2 separate regions of the Homo sapiens genome follow, and region 1 is linked to region 2. A link is an interaction called in ENCODE POLR2A ChIA-PET data of the cell type or tissue named here. Cell type or tissue: B cell. All regions are shown on one strand. Each heading gives the region's core, and the rest is flanking DNA. Links, peaks and the distances in the headings are about the cores only.

Evidence for each region. Peaks named below come from ENCODE experiments on the same cell type or tissue, not always from the same donor. Only the 100,000 strongest peaks of a DNase experiment are listed, where the experiment ranks them.
Region 1: POLR2A ChIA-PET joins it to region 2 with 10 read pairs; 7 of 35 experiments call an interaction of 5 or more read pairs at or near these places.

What each region holds. Positions count from the first base shown.
Region 1 is chr17:40,263,482-40,266,289 of GRCh38, reverse strand. It overlaps WIPF2 (WAS/WASL interacting protein family member 2), which reads right to left. Exons shown (of 8, transcript NM_133264.5): 5 at 1,144-1,800. Among named protein-coding and RNA genes, the nearest start is that of CDC6, 23 kb to the left of the region's middle. In B cell, for the core only: no CTCF peak of the experiment used is centred there; no DNase peak of the experiment used is centred there.
Region 2 is chr17:40,313,159-40,315,966 of GRCh38, reverse strand. The region is part of intron 1 of RARA (retinoic acid receptor alpha); the gene reads right to left. It overlaps LOC105371934 (a long non-coding RNA gene), which reads left to right. Exons shown (of 2, transcript NR_189654.1): 2 at 1-774. Among named protein-coding and RNA genes, the nearest start is that of RARA, 5.4 kb to the right of the region's middle. In B cell, for the core only: no CTCF peak of the experiment used is centred there; a DNase peak (open chromatin) is centred at 1,176.

The DNA.
Region 1 (2,808 bases), core at 231-2,730, 50 kb after region 2:
TCTAATGTAGGAGGGCGAGGGCTCAGCCCTCATTTTTTTTTTTTTTTTTTTTGAGATGGACTGTCACTCTGTCGCCCAGGCTGGAGTGCAGTGGCGTGATCTCGGCTCACTGCAACCTCTGCCTCCTGAGTTCAAGCGATTCTCCTGCCTCAGCCTCCTAGGCCTCTTCTTATCTATATTCACTCCTTAGGTGACTTCATCCAGCATGTGGTTTTCAACACCATTCAAATGTATCTCTCTAGCCGAAACCTCTCCCCTCAACTTTGGAGTCTGATAGCCAATTACCAATTCATTGTCTCTTCTTGATTACCTAACAGGCATCTCAAACTTGTCTCAAACTGAACACCTATCTTCCCACAAATTCACAGTAGTCCTAACCATCTGGCCGTTTACTGCAACAGCCCAGTAACTGGTCTCCTTTTGTCACCTTTGTCCTCCTGCGGTCTGTTCTCAACATAGGAGTTAATGATCTTTTTAAAAGGTGAATCAAATCATACTACTTCTCTGTTTAAAACCCTCCAGTGGCTTCCCATCTCACACAGTTAAATCCAAGGTCTTTGCAAAATCCTGCAGTGCGCTCTCCCCTGCAGCTCCAGCTTTCCAACCTCCAAGTCCTACCACTCTTCCCTCCCCTCACTCTTTGTAGTCTTGCCACAATGGCCCCCTTGCTGTCCCCAAAATGTTTCAAGAATACTTCTGCCTTATGGCCTCTGCATTTGTTGTTCCCACTGCCTGCAACAGCTGTTCTCCTAGATAACTACTAAGCTTACTCGTCACTTTCTTAAGGTCTTTGTCAAATTTTCACCGTATCAGTAAGGACTGTCCTGACTCTCTCCCCACTCCTCCAATTAAAGATATCATCATCCCGACCTCCGCCCCAGTATATCTTATTCCTCTCCTCTGCTTTGTAATTCTCTAAAGCATACTGCATACTATGTATTTATATATTTTACTAGTTTGACTGTCAAATTTTTTTGTCTTTTCTATTTATTGCTATTTCCCTACCAACAGACCTGACACATAAAAAGGTACTCAATAAACCCACTGAGTGAATAAACGAATTACTGTCTTCAAGGAGTGCTCTGGGGAAAGATAAAATCAACTCACAGCATGATAGGGAAAAAGGTGCTTCCAAGCACTTACCTGCTCCCCGACTGGGAGGGTCTCGGGCTGGGGGAGGTGGCCTATTACTCAGTAAAGATGGGGAGGCCGAGGTGGGTGGAGGAGGTGCTAGGCCTCTGACAGGCCCTGGTGTCTTCCTATGCAAAGAATTGTGTCTCTGTGGCAGCTCAGGGGCTGACTCATTAGTGGGGCTAGAGGGTCCATTGGGGACCCCAGGAGGCTGGCGGTAAGGCGGAGGAGGAGGAGCCAGAGACTGGCCACTTGGTCCTGTTCTGATATTCACAGGGGAAGGAGGTGGTTTGACTGGGGGTGGAGCAGGAGGTCCCTCTCGACCAGGGTGAAGCCTTTGTCCAGGCGTCGGTGGCAAGGGTTTCTCTCTGTTGTAGGCGGGGGCTTTGCTGCTGTGCATAGGCAGAGGTGTGGGGGGTGCGTTGGCACGCCGCCCTGGGGGTGGTGGGGGAGGGGCAGAGGAGCTGTGCTTCATGCCCGTACTGCTGGTGGTATTAGGCCGAGAGAGGTCCGGTAAAGAGGGTCTCTGCATCCGGGGCAGTTCTGGGAGTGAGGCCCGGCTGCTGTCTGTATCATCCTGAGGACGCCCGCTGGCGGCAGATACTGGAGGCCTTGGGGCAGCAGCTCGAGAACTGGGGATTTGCAGGGCTGGCTTACCAGCTAGGTTCTCTACAAATACATAGACAACACAGGGTCAACAGAGCTGGACAGATATTGGTCAGTATCCCTACTTCACTCGGCTCCTTAGTGCAACCTGCATGGCAGCAGGGAAAGGAATTGAATAATTCTGGGTTTTTTGTTTTTCTTTTTTTTTTTTTTTTTTTTTTTTTTTGAGACGAAGTTTCGCTGTTGTTGCCTAGGCTGGAGTGCAATGGTGCAATCTCAGCTCACTGCAACCTCTGGGTTCAAGTGATTCTCCTGCCTCAGCCTCCCGAGTAGCTGGGATTACAGGTGTGCGCCACCACACCTGGCTGATTTTTGTATTTTTAGTAGAGATGGGGTTTCACCACGTTGGACAGGCTGGTCTCGAAATCCCAACCTCAGGTGATCTGCCCACCTCGGCTTCCCAAAGTGATGGGATTACAGGCGTGAGCCACCACGTCCGGCCTAGTTCTGGGTTTTAATACGGTTTCAGGCTCAGGATACACTGTTATTTATTTTAAATGTTACTTTATTTTTGACAAGTAATAATTTTATGTATTTATGGGGTACAATGTCTCGTTATATGTATACGTTGTGGAATGATTAAATCAAACTAACATATCCATCACCTCACATATTTTTTTTAATGGTGAAAACACTTAAAATCTACTCTACAACAGGCGCAGTGGCTCATGCCTGTAATCCCAGCACTTTGGGAGGCCAAGGTGGACAGATCACTTGAGGTCAGAAGTTTGAGACCAGCCTGGCCAACATGGTGAAACCCCGTCTCTACTAAAACTACAAAAATTAGCCAGGTGTGGTGGCCTGTGCCTGTAATCCCAGCTACTTGGGAGGCTGAGGCAGGAGAATGGCTTGAACCCAGGAGGCGGAAGTTGCAGTGAGCCAAGATGGCACCACTGCACTCCAGCCTGGGCGACAGAGCAAGACTCCATTTGCGGGGGGGGGGGGGACGAATAAATAAAATAAAATAAAATAAAATATACTCTTTTAGCAATTTTGAAATATACATTAAGT
Region 2 (2,808 bases), core at 6-2,505:
AGGAGAGAAGGGTACCCAGGGAGCAGCAGGAAACTAGCAGAGAGAGAAAAGCCACAGGCTCGGGGCGCCTCACTCTAAGAAGGACACTCCTTGGGGCCTACTGTTTCCCTGCACACAGGAGATAGGCTGGGGGAGGAGTCTGAGCCCCATCCCTCTTCAAACTAGAGGAAGTGAAGGAAGAGAGTCTGGACAGGTACCAGGGCCAGTGGCAGTTCTCAGTAGTCAAAAGAGATAAAATATAGCTCTGAGACACCCTAGGAGGGCCCACACTTCTAGTACAACAAGGCTGTCTTCTCACAGCCTGTGGAAACTCCTGAAGAACAGCATTAAGTGATACTCCGAAGAGATGATGAGAAGCAATTGGCCCTCCAAGACCATGGTGCGGGAGTTTGTTGGAACCAGCTCCAGCTGACTCCTCTTCCCCTCCCAAGCCTCCTAGCTCATCCCAAAAGGAGCTCCTCCCACAAGTACCTTAATAGTCCCACTCCATTTGATTCTCACAGTCCTGAAGGGGCAGGCTCCTGTTGCCATTGTAGAGATGAAAAAACTGAGGCTCAAAAAGAAAATTGCCTTCCTCAACGTCATACAGCTTGTCAATGGCAGGGCTGGGATTCAAACCCAGGCCAGGTATGGTGGCTCACACCTTTAATTCTAGCACTTTGGGAGGCCAAGATGGGACGCCAGGAGTTGCTTGACTCCAGGAGTTCAAGACCTGTCTGGGCAACATAGCAAGACCCTGTGTCTTTTTTGTTAAAATAAATAAATATATACGTGTGTGTGTGTGTGTGTGTGTGTATATATATATATATATATATATATATATATATATATATACACATATAAGCATATATATATATATATATATACATATAACCCAATCAATGTTCCCTCCTCAACTCTTTCCTCCCCTACTTACTCCAAATCAAACATGTATGACTCCACTCTGTGCCCTGCTACCTTTTCCTTCACCCCTTAGTGGATCACAAGGGAGAAGCGCCATCCTTGCCTGGCTCTGCAGGTTTATGGGTGGGGCCAGGACATGCCAGAGAGAGATCAGAGAAGACACTGGGGGCTGCACACATAGCCCTCCACCCCCACCACAAGCCTGGTGCCCACCTGCCTAGCAGGCATGGCTGGGTGACTCAGCTGCATCCGGGGGAGATGCCAGGGCAGTGACTCACCTACCGAGAAGAGCTGAGCCTGGCACCTTGCCAGCCCCAGGACAGAAGTGACTTAGTCACCACCAAGACTGTGATGCCCAGCAGGCACAGCCCAAGGATTGCAGACAGGGGCAGACTGTCCCTCCATGGTTACATGCGCCCCCTGGCAAAGAATGGGCCTCAGCATTCTGGGGCCAGCAATGTCTGTGCCAGCCCCTGCCCCCTCACCACTGCCCACCCCCACCACACCAGGCCCCGCTCCAGTGCCAACAAGTTTTGTGAGACCCCTGTGCTGCCCTGCCCCCACTGCAGCCTGCCCATCACTCACCACCCACTCTCCCACCTGCCCCACCTCCTCCTGCCACCCAAGTTGTACCCAGGCTGTGAGTCTCCTTTAACATGTCCTGGCAGCACTCCCTGCCCCCACAGCCCCTCTCACCCTCTCCCCTCATATACACATGCACTCAAACACACTTCTGCCAGCCTTGCTTCTGCCAGCAGCTGCTGAAGTTGTTGAGCAGGAGGGAAATTGGGAGGGTGGGGTGCAGGGATTGAGTTACCAGAGCTGATGGGGTGGGCTGTCACCCAATCCCTTCCCCAGCTCGTCCCCACCCCCACCCCACCCCTCCACCCGCCATATCCCTCACCCACCTGCCTCCCTCCCTACCTCTGGCTGGCAGCCTACTGCCCTTTAAGCCCGTCCACCCAAGCTAGAAAATAAATGTTCAAGAGTATTTGTCATGTTAAGACCAGCCTAGTATATGAGAGAGAATGAGACAGAGACCAACAGAAAGAATAATTCCTGTGCTCAGTGCTCTGGCTACAACCACTAAATATGTGTATGTTGAGCCAGAAGGGGACTGAGCAACTCCGCAAGTCCCAGAAGAGTTGGTGGGGCCCAAGGAGAGTTGACAGGCTAAACAGCCTCAATCCATTTGCACTATTGATTTCTCACACACTGCAGTAGGCTTGATGGGGGGTATGATAAATCAGCCCCCAAGAGACACAGAAACTGCGTAGAGAGAAGGGGAGGGGCTTCTGAACCACAATTGGTGGTGCACCATGACTTGCTTGGTGCGTTGGGGGTGGGCAGCAGAGGAATAGGAGATGTTGAGTGGCATGAGGCAGGGTAGGGGAGAGGGTGTTGGATTAAGGCCTGTCTGGAACACCTCCTTCCAGGTGGGTCTGAACTAATTTGAAGGAAGAAGGTGGGAGACAGATGCACCACGTGTGGCTACACAGGCAGGGCCTTGAACAACCCCAGGGGGTGCCATTCACATCATAGTCTATGGAATGGTTCCCCCTGCAGCTGTGCAGCATGGTGGCCTGTGGGGAGAGCCTGAGGCAGAAGACAGAAAGCAGACTGAATTCTGAGGGACCACAATTCTCCATTGAGTTTTCTCCCCATACACACCCCAACTTGCCCCAACTTTCCCTGCCTCCAGGCCTCAGAGGGGGCCTCCTTCTGACTAGCGATCAGAAGCCAGTAGTAATCTCCCCACTCCTCAGCCCTGCTCCCTTCTTTTGTTGGGGAGATGGGCAAACAACCACCATGACCCACAGGTCCTGGGCAGGGCAGGAGGAGGGCTCACAAAGGGCTCTGGGGAGTCTGGACGTCCCTTCTGTAAGGTGTCTCCTAGCCCCACAG